Linked DNA regions of Homo sapiens: region 2 is linked to region 1. The links are chromatin contacts, found by Hi-C or POLR2A ChIA-PET in ENCODE. All regions are on one chromosome and are shown on one strand. Each heading gives the region's core, a stretch centred on a gene start or an enhancer-like site at or near the end of the contact. The rest is flanking DNA. Distances are from core to core; before and after follow the strand shown.

Evidence for each region. Hi-C counts contacts between places; a loop is a spot of excess contacts on that map. ChIA-PET counts read pairs that join two places held with the same protein, here RNA polymerase II (POLR2A). Pooled maps may share reads with other maps.
Region 2: a map of CD4-positive, alpha-beta memory T cell shows a loop between it and region 1 (15-fold over the local background). The contact joins the promoter of SOCS1 here to the promoter of CARHSP1-DT in region 1. A Hi-C loop is called at or near these places in 2 of 168 maps with a recorded cell type or tissue (CD4-positive, alpha-beta memory T cell and naive thymus-derived CD4-positive, alpha-beta T cell) and 4 of 50 pooled maps. POLR2A ChIA-PET finds 5 or more read pairs at or near these places in 1 of 52 experiments (Caco-2).

What each region holds. Positions count from the first base shown.
Region 1 is chr16:8,865,973-8,872,701 of GRCh38, reverse strand. CARHSP1-DT (CARHSP1 divergent transcript) reads right to left here and starts at 3,421. Exons shown (of 2, transcript NR_186721.1): 1 at 3,374-3,421; 2 at 2,663-3,089. It overlaps CARHSP1 (calcium regulated heat stable protein 1), which reads left to right and starts at 3,696. Exons shown (of 4, transcript NM_014316.4): 1 at 3,696-3,736. RefSeq lists a silencer at 3,374-4,333 and enhancers at 4,474-4,533, 5,539-6,178, 6,179-6,729.
Region 2 is chr16:11,253,829-11,260,557 of GRCh38, reverse strand. SOCS1 (suppressor of cytokine signaling 1) reads left to right here and starts at 4,354. Exons shown (of 2, transcript NM_003745.2): 1 at 4,354-4,479; 2 at 5,030-6,141. The coding sequence starts at 5,080. The coding sequence ends at 5,715. All of the region lies in intron 1 of LOC105371082 (a long non-coding RNA gene), which reads right to left. RefSeq lists enhancers at 1,578-1,807, 6,319-6,488 and silencers at 3,709-3,908, 4,159-4,898, 4,999-5,048, 5,059-5,208, 5,619-5,708.

The sequences.
Region 1 (6,729 bases), core at 2,172-4,671:
ACTGTATTGCCAGACTGGAGTGCAGTGGTGCAATCATGGCTCATTGCAGCCTCGACTTACTGGGCTCAATGTATCCTCCTGCCTCAGCCTCCCAAGTAGTTGGGACCAGAGGCATGTGCCACCACATCCAGCTATTTTTTTTTTTTTTGAGATGGAGACTCACTCTGGTGCCCAGGCTGGAGTGCAGTGGCGCGATCTCGGTTCACTGCAACCTCTGCCTCCTGGGTTCAAGCAATTCTGCAGCCTCAGGTTCCTGAGTAGCTGGGATTACAGGCGCTACCACCACGCCCAGCTAATTTTTGTTATTTTAGTAAAGACAGGGTTCCACCATGCTGGCCAGGCTGGTCTCAAATCCTGACCTCTGGTGATCCTCCCAAAGTGCCGGGATTACAGGTGTGAGCCACTAGGCCCAGCCCTTTCTGCTCAATTTTGCTGTAAACCTAAACTGCCCTAAAAAGCAAAGTCCGTGTTTGTTTGTTTGTTTACAGACAGGGCCTCCCTCTGTTGCCCAGGAGTGCAGTGGCATGATCATAGCTCACTGTAACTTCTGACACCTGCGCTCACATGATGTGCCTGCCTCAGACTCCCAAAGTGTTGGGATTATAGGCATGAGCCACTGTGCCCAGCCCTTTTTCTTTTTTCTTTCTTTCTCTCTCTCTCACTCCTCCCTCCCTCCCTTTCTTTCTTCCTCTTTTTTTAATTTTAGAAATAAAATATGCTATGTTGCCCAGGCTTGTCTTGAACTCCTGGCTTCTAGGCATCCTCCTGTCTTGGGCTCCCAAGTAGCTGGGATTATGGGCATGAGCCACAGCACCTGGCCGTGGATGAATTTTCATAAAGTGAACCCACCCAGGTACCCAGACTGAGGGACAGAAGTTTACCAGATCCTAGAATCCCACCTTGTGCCCCTCCTGGTCATGGCCTCCCCCCACCCCCACCCCAGTGTCCCCGCTTGTTTATTTGTTTATTTATTTATTTATTGAGGTGGAGTCTGGCTCTGTCGCCCAGGCTGGACTGCAGTGGCACAATCTCGGCTCACTGCAACTTCCACTTCTCAGGTTCAAGCAATTTTCATGCCTCAGCCTCCCGAGTAGCTGGGATAACAGGTGTGCACCATCATACCGGGATAAGTTTTGTATTTTTAGTAGAGACAGGGTTTCACCATGTTGGCTGGGCTGGTTGTGAACTCCTGAGCTCAAGTGATCCGCCCTCCCAGGCCTCCCAAAGTACTGGGGTTACAGGCATGAGCCACTGTGCCTGGCCTTGACTTTTTAAAAACAGCTTAACTGAGTCATAATTCACACACCATACAGTTCACCCATTGAAAGCACACAATGCAATGATTTTTAGTATATCCACGGACTTGTGCAACTATCGCCACCATCACTTTCAGCACATTTTCATCATCTCAAAAAGAAACCCCTGTACCTTTTAAGTATCAACCGTCTAGCCCGCACCCCCACCCCCAGCCTCTGGCAACCCTTAATCTACTTCCTGTTTCTAGAGATTTGCCCATTCAGAACATTTCATACAGATGGAATCACACAAAGTGCGGCCTTTGTGTGGCTTCTTTCTCTTAGCATATTTTCAAGGTTCCTCTATGTTGTAGCTTGCATCAAGATTTCATTCCTGTTGATGAGTGAATAGTTGTCTACTGTATAGATACACAACATTTTGTTTATCCTTTCATCACTTGATGGACATCTGAGCTGTTTCTCCCTTTTGGCTACTATGAGTAATACTGCTATAAATCTTACTCTGTCACCCAGGCTGGAGTGCAGCAGTGCAGTCACGGATCACAGCAGCCTCGATCTCCTGGGCTCAAGGGATCCTCCCACCTCAGCCTCCCCAGTAGCTGGGACTACAGGTGGGTGCTACTACTCCTGGCTAATTAAAACTTTTTTTTTTTTGGTAAAGAAGGGGTCTTACTATGTTGTCCAGGCTGGTCATAAACTCCTGGGCTTAAGAGATCCTCCTGTCTCGGTCTCCCAAAGTGCTGGGATTACAGGCGTGAGCCACCACGCCCAGCCCAACAAGTAAATCATTATTTATCTATTTATTTATTTTTGAGATGGAGTCTTGCTCTGTCGCCCAGGCAGGCTGGAGTGCAGTGGCACTATCTCGGCTCATTGCAAGCTCCGCCTCCCGGGTTCACGCCATTCTCCTGCCTCAGCCTCCCGAGTAGCTGGGACTACAGGGGCCCGCCACCGCGCCCGGCTAATTTTTAATATTTTTAATAGAGACGGGGTTTCCCCGTGGTCTCGTTCTCCTGACCTCGTGATCCGCCCGCCTCGGCCTCCCAAAGTGCTGGGATTACAGGCGTGAGCCACCGCGCCCGGCCTATTTATTTATTTTTAACTTTTTTTCCCCCCCGAGACGGAGACTCGCTGTCGCCCAGGCTGGAGTGCAGTGGCATGATCCTGGCTCACTGCAACCTCCACCTCCCGGGTTCAAGTGATTCTCCTGCCTCAGTCTCCCAAGTAACTGGGATTACAGGCACCCGCCACCAAGCCCGGCAAATTTTTGTATTTTTCATAGACACGGGGTTTCGCCATGTTGGCCAGGCTGGTCTCCAACTCCTGAGCTCAAGTGATCCTCCTGCCTCGGCCTCCCAAAGAGCTGGAATTACAGGCGTGAGCCACCGCACCCGGCCTCAAGTAAATTTTTGTGTGGACAAACATTTTTATTTCTCTTGGGCGCGCAGACACCTAGGAGTGGAGTTGATGGGTTTTATGGAGACTCCAGGGCTCGTGGTTTGAGGAACCGCCGGGCTTTTTCCACAGCAGCTGCGCGGTTGTTCCCACCAGCCGTCTAGGACGGTTCCTTGCCTGGCTTGGACTAGTTGGTTTCGCTGCTGGGCCTTTTCCCCAGTGGCCCCAATAGGGGCTGCAGAGTGAGGCAGGCACAGTCCTCACCGCCGCCTCCGGGGGCCCTGTTGTCCCGGGCGAGCTCCGGGGACCTCTCTCCTTCCCCGCGCCCCTCAAATACCAAGCTGACCCTGGTCCCGGGATCTAGGCTCGCCTTCAGGGGCTGCTCTCGACTGGCCGTGCCCATGGGCTGGTCGCCTCTCTGTGCCTCAGTTTCCTCTCCTGCAAAACAGAGGTAACATTTTTTACCTCCAAAAACAGAGGACTCAAGGAAGGCTAGAAATGAAACAAGAGAAGAGAACAAAATCAAAATCCCCAACGAGAAAACAAAACCCTGTTTTTCTGGTGTGTGTGTGCGTGTGTATTTTTTCTTTCCCTTTTCCTCCTTTCTGTTTTTTGCTTGTTTTCTTCCGTCTCTCTTTTCATTCCTTTATTTCCTTTCTGCTAAAAGTGACACCCTCCGGGATTATACAGATTTTAGAGCCAAAGGCAGGTGGGAGCCGCACCTGGCGCGCGTGGCGAGGGGAAGGAACTGCACGGGCGCAGGGACACAGTTCCCCCACTTTGCAGGGGCGTTTTCTGCTGGTGGGTGCAGCCCAGCTCCGCCCCGCCCCGCCCCGCCCCGGCCCCTACGTCCCGCGCTCTGCGTTCCGCTCTCCCGCCAGTCTAAGGCGCGGACACAAAGGTCCTGTCCGGGCCACTCCCGCCCCGCCCGCCCCCACCGTCCCGGGCTCCCTCCCGCAGCCCCATTGGCCGGGAGCTCCTGGGGGCGGGGATCGGCGCCCCACCCCCCCTCGGGCCACGCCCCCTCCCCAGCTCCGCGCTCTCAGTCGGAGCGAAGCGGCTGGCGGAGCAGAACGGATTGCAGGGTAGGGAGCTCTTCTCGGGGACCCCAGGATAGGCGCCCCTGGCCCGCGGCCCCGGGAGCCGCAGGGGTGGGGCCTCGGCCTCCTCTGCCTCCATCGTCCCCCATCCTGCAGGGTCTTCTAGCTCGGCAGAGGAGGGCTCCGGGCTGGGTTTCTCGGGGCCTGTTTGGGGAACGCGGGTTGCTCCTCCCCAGGGGAAGGGGTGGGTGTGGCAACAGCGGCAAGGATTCTAGGCGGACGTCGGGTAGTACTTCCCGCCTGGCCACCTGTTCTCTGCGTGCAGGGGAAGCTCTTCCCGCCCTCCCCGCTGCTTTTGCCTTTGGGCGGGAGCCCTGGACGGGGGACTCGCCGGGCGGTGGGGCGAGGCGCGGGGGGCGTCGCACGCGGGAAGCAGAGCCACCCCCCGCCGGGCCTGGCCGCGCCAGCTGTGGCTCGAGGTTGGGACGGCGGCCAGGCCCGGCGGGGGAGGTGGGGAGCCGTCCTGGCGCCGCGCGATTAGCCGCATCTGGGGGAGGAGGAGCCGCCGGGCGCGCTGGGCCCGGGTGTTTGCGCCCGGATGGGGGTGGGGGTGCCTTAGGCGCTGGAGAAAAACTTCACCCGCGCCCACAGGCCCCCTTTCCGCAGGCTGCGCTGGCGGTTCAGGTTTGCAGGCCGGAAGTGAAATGTTCTTTTTTGATTTTTAAAAAGGAAGCCTCCGGCCCTATGGTTTTCTGGGGTTGGAGTGGATGTGTGTGCTGGGGGAGGCGGAGACGTCCCGCTCCAGGCAGGGCCTTGGGTCTTAATAGGTGGGGAAATCTCTGCCAAATAGGAGGCCTCTCGGAGCCTCAGTTTCCCCATCTGCAGACTGGGCTCTGACTTCTTCTGGCATGAGAGGGTGTGTGAGAGTAAAAGGAGGCAGCTAGCCCCGTGCCGGGAGACACGTAAGCTACTGTTTTTTAACTTGCTGTTTTGATATTTCTCAGTCTCTCTGTGCCCAGTCTTGCTTGCCCCTGTCATTTGCTGCCACTCTGAAGCCAGAGGGAACTTAGAAAAACAATCCGCTTAGATCTACCCCACGCTGAAAATCGTCCACCGAAGTCCCATTGTCGTCTAAGTCCCCAACTTCTCAGCAGGGCTTCCTGTTATCTTCCGCCACTACCTTCTCCAGCCTCTCTCTGCCTCTGTTCTCCCTCCCTTCGGGCCTTTGGCCCTCCTCTGGGCTCGGGGTCCTCCTTGGAGACCCCACCGCCCTCTGCACTCCCTGGGTGGCCTCGGTGATGACCGTGAGTTCTCGATGCTGGTCCCTTCAGGGCAAGAAAGAGGCGCAGAGCCCGGCTGGGAGTAGATGTTTTCAATGAGCTGAGCTAGGCCTGGCGTGGGGCCATGGGGTGGGGTTGAGGGTGGTTGACGGTGGGTCCCCTAGGTAGGGGATCGGTCTTTGTTCCACCGAGTGGCAAAGCCAGCGCATTTGGTTTGTGTTCCATCAGCAGGGGCAGGAATGGGAGGGAAGGTGATTTCAGATGGGCCCGTGCCTGACACTTCCACCATCAGCCGCACTATTGTGGACTGAGCCCGCCGTGCGCTTGGCATTTTCGCGGCACCATCTGCACAGCGTCCGAGCCCTGCGACGCAGCACCGCTCCTGTCCCCTTTGACAGATGAGGAAACTCGGGTGGGGCGGTGAAATCGCCTGGCAGGGGTCACAGAGGGAGTGGGGACCAGTCAGGGCTCAATCTCAGGTCTGAGCCAAAGCCCCCCGAGAATGGAGGGAAGGATGGAGGGATTGAGTGGGGGAGGCGTGTAGAGTAGGGTTCTTGTTGAGAAGGAGGGCTTGGGCTTCCCGCAGGAGGGGCAGTCCAGGCTGAGAACTGGGGCGGGCGCAGGGTCCCAGGTGGGTGGTGGCGGTGGGGTGACCGTCTCCCTGCTGGGTGGGGTCGCCCGTCCGGTCGAGGCCGTCCAGGGGTGCTAATGGGGGCACAGGCAATGGCAATGTTGGAGGCCCCCTTGGGTTCCCGGTACACTCCTCGGGTTTCCGGCCTCTTCCCAGCACTCAGGGGCTCCTGAGGGCGGAAGAGCTATTCCCAGCTTGGCGGGGCCTGGGAGGGGGCTCTGGGCAGACGTAGGCGCCGGGCTGCACCTTCCCTGCCCGCCTGTTTGCACTTCTCTGTGACTGTTGGCTTCAGGTCCTTAGCCAGCGGAGGGCTGACTCCGGCCTGGCTGCCCCCTCCCCTTTGCCTCCCGTCCCTCCCCCTGGACACTCCAACCCCCATCCCTTCGTGTCCCTCCCCCTCCTCTCTCTCTGCTCCTCCCTCGCCAGACCCCCCGCTCTCCCCGGAACAATGGAGGGGAATGTGGCTAGGCCAGCCTGACGCTGCTGCGTCAACCTCTGGCTCGTTCTCGGCCTCTATCGCTTCCAGGGACCCTTCTATCTGGGCTCAGCTGACCCGCCCCGCCTCTCGGCCCACGTGCCGGCAGTTCTCCCAGGCTGGGGCTCAGCTGCGCTGGAGACTGGGATGGGTCAGCTCAGTGTCTCTGTCTGTTTACAAAGGAGGAACCCAGGTGCACTAAGGTAACTTCGCTACTCTGCTAGAGTCTCACCCCGATCCCTGCGCCATTTCCCTTCCACCTCCTGCACTGTTAAGCCTTGGGCTGTGAGATGGGCCAGTGTAGCCCGGCTACTGCCGTGTTCCCTGGGTCAGGGACAGCTGCCTCACTGGGAGCGCCTTAGAAATGTAGAATCTTGGCCAGGAATCTGGAGCCTGTAATCCCAGCACTTTGGGAGGCCGGGGTGGGAGAATCTCTTGAGCCTGGGAGGTCGAGACCAGCCTGGACAACACAGTGAGACCTTGTCTCTACAAAAAATAAAAAAATTAGCTGGGTGTGGTAGCACACGCCTGTAGTCCCAGCTACTTGGGAGGCTGAAGTGAGAGGATCCCTTGAGCCCAGGAGGTTGAGGCTGCAGTGAGCCATGATTGTGCCACCAAACTCCAGCCTGGGTAACAAAGCAAGACCCTGTCT
Region 2 (6,729 bases), core at 3,105-5,604, 2.4 Mb before region 1:
GGAGTCAGCCACTGGCTCATGCCATCGTTCCCTGGCCTCTCACACCTTCTCCTTGGACTCAGGTCCTCTGAGCTCACACCCCTCTACCCGCCACTGAGACACACAATCGTTCCTGTGGTGGGAGCAGAAAGGATCTACTCCAAACATCAAAGCAACCTCTCCCGACAGAGGACTTCAGGCCAGGTTCTGCCAAGCCCCAGGGCTCCCCAAAACACCTTCACCAAGTTCCACCAGTTCCCTGAGTTGTGCTCTCCTCATCTGATCAAGGGAAACACATAATTTCCAATTCACAGGACCATGGGAAAGTGTCCCAAGGCCACTACTACAGCTCATCGTGGCTAAAGCCCAGCAGCTGGGAAGGTCAGCAGCTAGAAGGTTCTTTCCACACTCAGTCCTATGCTGTCGCTTGGGCCTGGATGGCTGGTCCATGCACTCAGGGCAAAATCCAAAGCCCTGCCACAGCCCAGCAAGGCCGTGCCTGATGGATCAGACCCTGCCAACCCCTATGCCTCACCCCTACACCACCCCCTGGCTCGCTATACCAACTCTCCTTTCCTATCTTCAAGCACCCCCACCACAGGGCCTTTGCACTGGCTGTTCTCGCCACCTGGGGTCTTCATCCCACTTTTAGAAAGACGTCAGTGCTAATGTCACCACCTCCAAGAGGCTTTCCCTAACTTCCTTATCTCACCTTACAAACACCCAGTCACCCCTTTCTCTCTGTTTCTTTCCCACATAGCACCCAGTATGGTCTGCACTGATGGTGTGAATTCACTGACTCCCCTAGGTCTGCCTGAAGACCTCTGAGTCCCCTGCGCCTGGCACACAGTAAGAACTCAGTAAATATCTGCTGAATAAATACTGAAGAAGTGAAATAGATATGTTATTATCCCATCTTGCAAATATGGAAACTGAGGCACAGAAAAGCTAAGAAGCTGGCCCCAGGCCACATACTTATGAAATGACCCATTTAAATTCAGACCAGCGGTCAGCAGAATCCACACTGTGAGCCCCACTGCTCGGGGTTCCCAGGGGCACAGACTCCCATGGGAACCTTCCCGACACATGGGTTAGAGGAAAAGCAGGGCTGAGGAATTCCGGGGCAGAGGCTAGTTTCACGATTACACACCCTGGCCAGGAGCTACTTTTCCCAGCAAGGCGCCACCAAAGCCGGAAAGAGAAACTGAAAAGCTAAGTGCCATAAGCCACCAGGATCTTGACTTCCCCCAGATGCTGGCTGGGCCCCTCACATTTGGGGTACGAGGATCTGCCAAGATAGGGAGGAGAATGTTTCCACACATCTGGCTGTGGCTGTGGTTTAGTAAGCTGTGGATATAGGGCTGGTCCATCCGCCCTGTGACAAGAGGTCATTGTGCCAAGCACCGACTCCATGCCTGGCATTTTGCCCTTGGCTCTGCATGTCTGGCTGCTCTGTGAGGTACGAGATGTCCAGAGATCACTTTGCAGTTGGGGCAAATCAGGTCCCAAGAGGACAGGTCACTTGCCCAAGGTCATGCAGCAGGTCTGGGGTCAGAGCCTGGTCCCATCCTACCGAGCACTCTGAGCCCCTCAGGGTTTCGCACTGCCTGGCTTCCTGTGAGCCTGGTGCCCAGCCCTCCAGCAGAACAGCCCACAAGGTGGATGCTTGTCAACCAGCAGATTTCCTTTTCTCTTTCGGCATCTGGATTTGGTTTCATTTTGAACACAGGACTTCAGAAAATGAAACCAAAGCTGTCTGTCACTGGTGGCAGTGAGGAGAACCCACGTGTGCTGAGTGTACCTTTAGAAGCTTTCCTGCTCCCTTGCTGTGCCTTCCCTGGCCTGTGGTCCCTGGACTAGGGCTTCAAACATAGATATAAGGCAGTGCTTTGGGAAGCCAGGGCAGGAGGGTCACTAAAGGACAGGAGTTCGAGACCAGCCTGGGCAACGTAGTGAGACCCCATCCCTACAAAAAATTTAAAAAATTAGCCGGGTGTGGTGGCATGTGCCTGTAGTCTCAGCTACTCAGGAGGCTGAGATGGGAGAATCTCTTGAGCCCAGGAGGTCGAGGCTATAGTGCCTCCTCGATCCTATCACTACACTCCAGCCTGAGCAACAGAGCTACACTCCATCTCTTTAAAAAAATGGACACAGGGGTTGAAGCCATGCGTCTGTGGGCTCCAACACACTGCCACACCCACAGGCACCCTCAGATGAACAACAAACATCTACCGACTGCTTATTAGACACTACGGGCTGTTTTAAGCACCTGACCCATAATCACTCATTTAATTCCCATACAACCCCGGGATGGAGGTACTATTTATTTATTTTTTTTTGAGACAGGGTCTTAGTCTGTTGCCCCGGCTGGAGTGCAGTGACACAATCGTGGCTCACTGCAGCCTTGACCTCCTGGGCTCAGGCAATCCTCCTGCTTCAGCCTCCCAAGTAGCTGGGACTGCAGGTGCAATCCACTACGACTGGCTGATTTTTGTACTATTTTTTTTTTTTTTTTTTTTTTTTTGTAGAGAGGGGGTCTCACTTTGTTGCCCAGGCTGTTCTCAAACTCCTGGGCTCAAGCAATCCTCCTGTCTTGGCCTTCCAAGTGCTGGGATTATAGGCATGAGCTACTGCGCCCTGCTAGAGGTACTATTATTATCCCCATTTCACAGATAAAGAAACCATGGCAGAGAGGTTAATTACATGCTCAAGGTCACAAGAATAGAAAGGTGCAGATTTGGAACTGGGTCTCCTTGTATTCCATCACCCTCCACAGAGTGTGGCCTCCAGCAGATGTTCAGTGGACATCTCTCGAATGATCACACACCTGACCTCTGGTGCAGGCAAGGTTCTGCATCTTCTCTCACCCCCTCACGCACGCGCACGCACACACACGCACAACCTAGGAGGCTACACCAATGACCACCACCAGCCCTGGCCACATGCAGATTCAGGGCACTGATGGGGTGCTAAGCTGGGCTGATTCTGGGCCACTCCCTGTGTTCAGGAGGTTAATAAGGACCTAGGCTCTGCCTGGGGAAAGAGGTATCGTGGGGCCAGGGAGGCGGGAAGGGACTGGGCACCAGGGCTTCCAGGAGAGAAGCCGTCTGAGAGCTGTCTGTAGAGGGCAGTGTGTCCCAGTGTGAGGCCAGTAACCAAGTGCCCAGCCTAGCCAGGTTTTTATGTGGCCCCTTGTGATGCTGGGGCTCCTCACATGCCTTCATTCAAAAATACACGGAGCAGCCAGGCACCTACTCCATGGCCTCGCACGACAATCGGAATCACTAAATCACAAACACGTGTGCAAATTACAGCCCCGACCACCGACCGCCCACCATCCCAAGCCCCGGCCGTGTGTGTGGTGGGAAGGCAGTCTTTGAAGGGCAGATGCCTGACGGAGCAGTAGGAGGGGGAAATCTATGAGGAAGGGGTCGGGGGAGAGGAGGGCTAGGAAACCAGGTTTGGGGATTCATCACGTCTGAGAATGCACCATTTTTTCACTGGGCTCCAATTTGATGTCGTCCAGCTGCACCTCTCCCCAAAATGAAGACGGGGAAGGCGAGATCCAGGTCCAGAGCTCCCAATCTGCAAGCCATTGCAAATCCCAGCCCCTCCCCAGCCTCAGTTTCTTCCGCAGCCGGGTAGTGGGAGCGCAGGGAGGGCAGTCGAGGCCACCAGGGACCTTGCCCGGCCCCGCCCAGTTTCCGAGGAACTGGGCCGGGGTGGAGGCGCCCGCGCCGCCAGGGGTTCCTCTGAAGCCTGTGGTCAGGCCGCCGCTTCCCGGGAAGCCCGAGCCAAGACCAGAGACCGCGGCCGGCCGGGGCTTCGGGACAGCAGGGCGGGCGACTGAGGGCGTCGACGGCGGGTGGAGCAGGGGCTAGGAGGGGGTCTACGGGTGGGGTCAGGCTCAGGGTTGGGGACACCTTCTGTGGCCTCCTAGGGGGATCTGGCTGCAGGGGAGGAGAGGACAGGGCTCTGCCCCCGGCGGGTGTGGAGACAGCTGGGGCGGAGGAGGGTGTGTCAGGGCGCGTCCCAAGAGGGCCTGGCGGCAGAAAGTGGAACCCGAGGTAGCGGGGCAAAATCGGGGTCGCCAAGTCCGAAGGAGGGGTCCGAGAAGTGGCCGGAAGGCGCAGGGTCGGGGCCAGAGCCCCTCGAGAGGCGGGTGCTGGGGCAGGTGCGAACAGGCGGGCAGAGGGCCCCGCGGGAGGGTCCAGAAGAGAGGGAAACAGGGCCGAAGCGGTCCTCGCCGGACGCCACCGCGGAAAGAGAAACCAAAAGTGGAGCTGGGGGCGGGGCCGGCAGGGGGCGGGGCCTCCCGCCGTCGCCAGCCCCGCCTCCGAGCCGGTTTAAAAGACTGGCGCAGGGGCGGGCGCCGAACAGAGCGAGCTGCGGCCGTGGCAGCTGCACGGCTCCTGGCCCCGGAGCATGCGCGAGAGCCGCCCCGGAGCGCCCCGGAGCCCCCCGCCGTCCCGCCCGCGGCGTCCCGCGCCCCGCCGCCAGGTGAGCCGGGCCCTGGGCGAGGAGGCGGGAGGGAGGAGGGAGGGGAGTCCAGGGCAGCCAGGAGTCGGGCGAGCCTCGGGGGCTGCAGAATGGGGTCGCGGCCGCGATGCCCCTGACCCTCGCCGGCCCCACCCAGGCCGCCCCCCGCGCGCGGGGCTCCCGCAGCACAGCCTTTCTCCGGCCCTAGCCCAAATCGCCCAGACCAGGCGCGGATCCCAGCCTGGCCAGCAGGCGGCGGGCGCGGGGCGGCGAGCCGGGGCCGGACGGCTGGAGCCAGAACCGGCTGCTCTCCACGCCCCCCTCTCGGTGCTGCCCGGAGGCCGGACTCCGCCTCCACCGAGCCCCCACCCGCCGGGAAGAGCTCCGCGGAGTACAGAGCCCATTTTCTAGCTGTGTCCACTGAGGCTGAACGGATCCGCGCGGACTTGGTGCTCCGTGCTCGCCCCCTAGGGCCGGGTCCGCCGGGAGCGCCGCCCTCCGGAGTTGTCCGGCCGGCGCACACCTGCCCGGCCCCGCAGCGCCCCAGCTCACCTCTTTGTCTCTCCCGCAGCGCACCCCCGGACGCTATGGCCCACCCCTCCGGCTGGCCCCTTCTGTAGGATGGTAGCACACAACCAGGTGGCAGCCGACAATGCAGTCTCCACAGCAGCAGAGCCCCGACGGCGGCCAGAACCTTCCTCCTCTTCCTCCTCCTCGCCCGCGGCCCCCGCGCGCCCGCGGCCGTGCCCCGCGGTCCCGGCCCCGGCCCCCGGCGACACGCACTTCCGCACATTCCGTTCGCACGCCGATTACCGGCGCATCACGCGCGCCAGCGCGCTCCTGGACGCCTGCGGATTCTACTGGGGGCCCCTGAGCGTGCACGGGGCGCACGAGCGGCTGCGCGCCGAGCCCGTGGGCACCTTCCTGGTGCGCGACAGCCGCCAGCGGAACTGCTTTTTCGCCCTTAGCGTGAAGATGGCCTCGGGACCCACGAGCATCCGCGTGCACTTTCAGGCCGGCCGCTTTCACCTGGATGGCAGCCGCGAGAGCTTCGACTGCCTCTTCGAGCTGCTGGAGCACTACGTGGCGGCGCCGCGCCGCATGCTGGGGGCCCCGCTGCGCCAGCGCCGCGTGCGGCCGCTGCAGGAGCTGTGCCGCCAGCGCATCGTGGCCACCGTGGGCCGCGAGAACCTGGCTCGCATCCCCCTCAACCCCGTCCTCCGCGACTACCTGAGCTCCTTCCCCTTCCAGATTTGACCGGCAGCGCCCGCCGTGCACGCAGCATTAACTGGGATGCCGTGTTATTTTGTTATTACTTGCCTGGAACCATGTGGGTACCCTCCCCGGCCTGGGTTGGAGGGAGCGGATGGGTGTAGGGGCGAGGCGCCTCCCGCCCTCGGCTGGAGACGAGGCCGCAGACCCCTTCTCACCTCTTGAGGGGGTCCTCCCCCTCCTGGTGCTCCCTCTGGGTCCCCCTGGTTGTTGTAGCAGCTTAACTGTATCTGGAGCCAGGACCTGAACTCGCACCTCCTACCTCTTCATGTTTACATATACCCAGTATCTTTGCACAAACCAGGGGTTGGGGGAGGGTCTCTGGCTTTATTTTTCTGCTGTGCAGAATCCTATTTTATATTTTTTAAAGTCAGTTTAGGTAATAAACTTTATTATGAAAGTTTTTTTTTTAAAAAAAAATAAGTTTTCTAGCGAGTGTGCTTTGGCCAAAAGTTTAACTTGGTTCTGAACAGGTCCAGGGGAGAGGGTCCTAAGGCTGACCTGCTGGGCTGCAGGTGGTGTACGGGGCCTGCCCTGTGGCTGGGCATCCCTCACGGTTCCACCCACAACTCTCCAGGGAGAGAAACGGTTGGTCTAGTTTTGGCGTGTGTCCGGTAAGACAGCAGCTCGCGTTTGAGCACTTTGTGCGTGCCAGCCCTAATTCTGTGCTTTGCATACTTAAATTTACTTAATCCTATAAAGAGAGGCACAACCCTGTGAGGCACGGGCTCTTATTTCCATTCTACAGAAGGGAAAACTGAGTAAATCTGCCTGTGGCCATTCCTGTCAAAGACAACACTTGGGCCTTTTTTTGGCTGTCCACTAAACATCTGCTTGAAATGGATAACAGAGAGGAAACTTCTTTGGTTCTATGACCACAACAGCTTCCAGGAAGGGGTGGGGGTGGGGGCTTAGTGAGTTTTTGGACAGAGGAGTGGCACATTCTGAACCAGCATCAAGGGATACTCAGTTGAGATGAGATGGGGGATACAGGGCTGG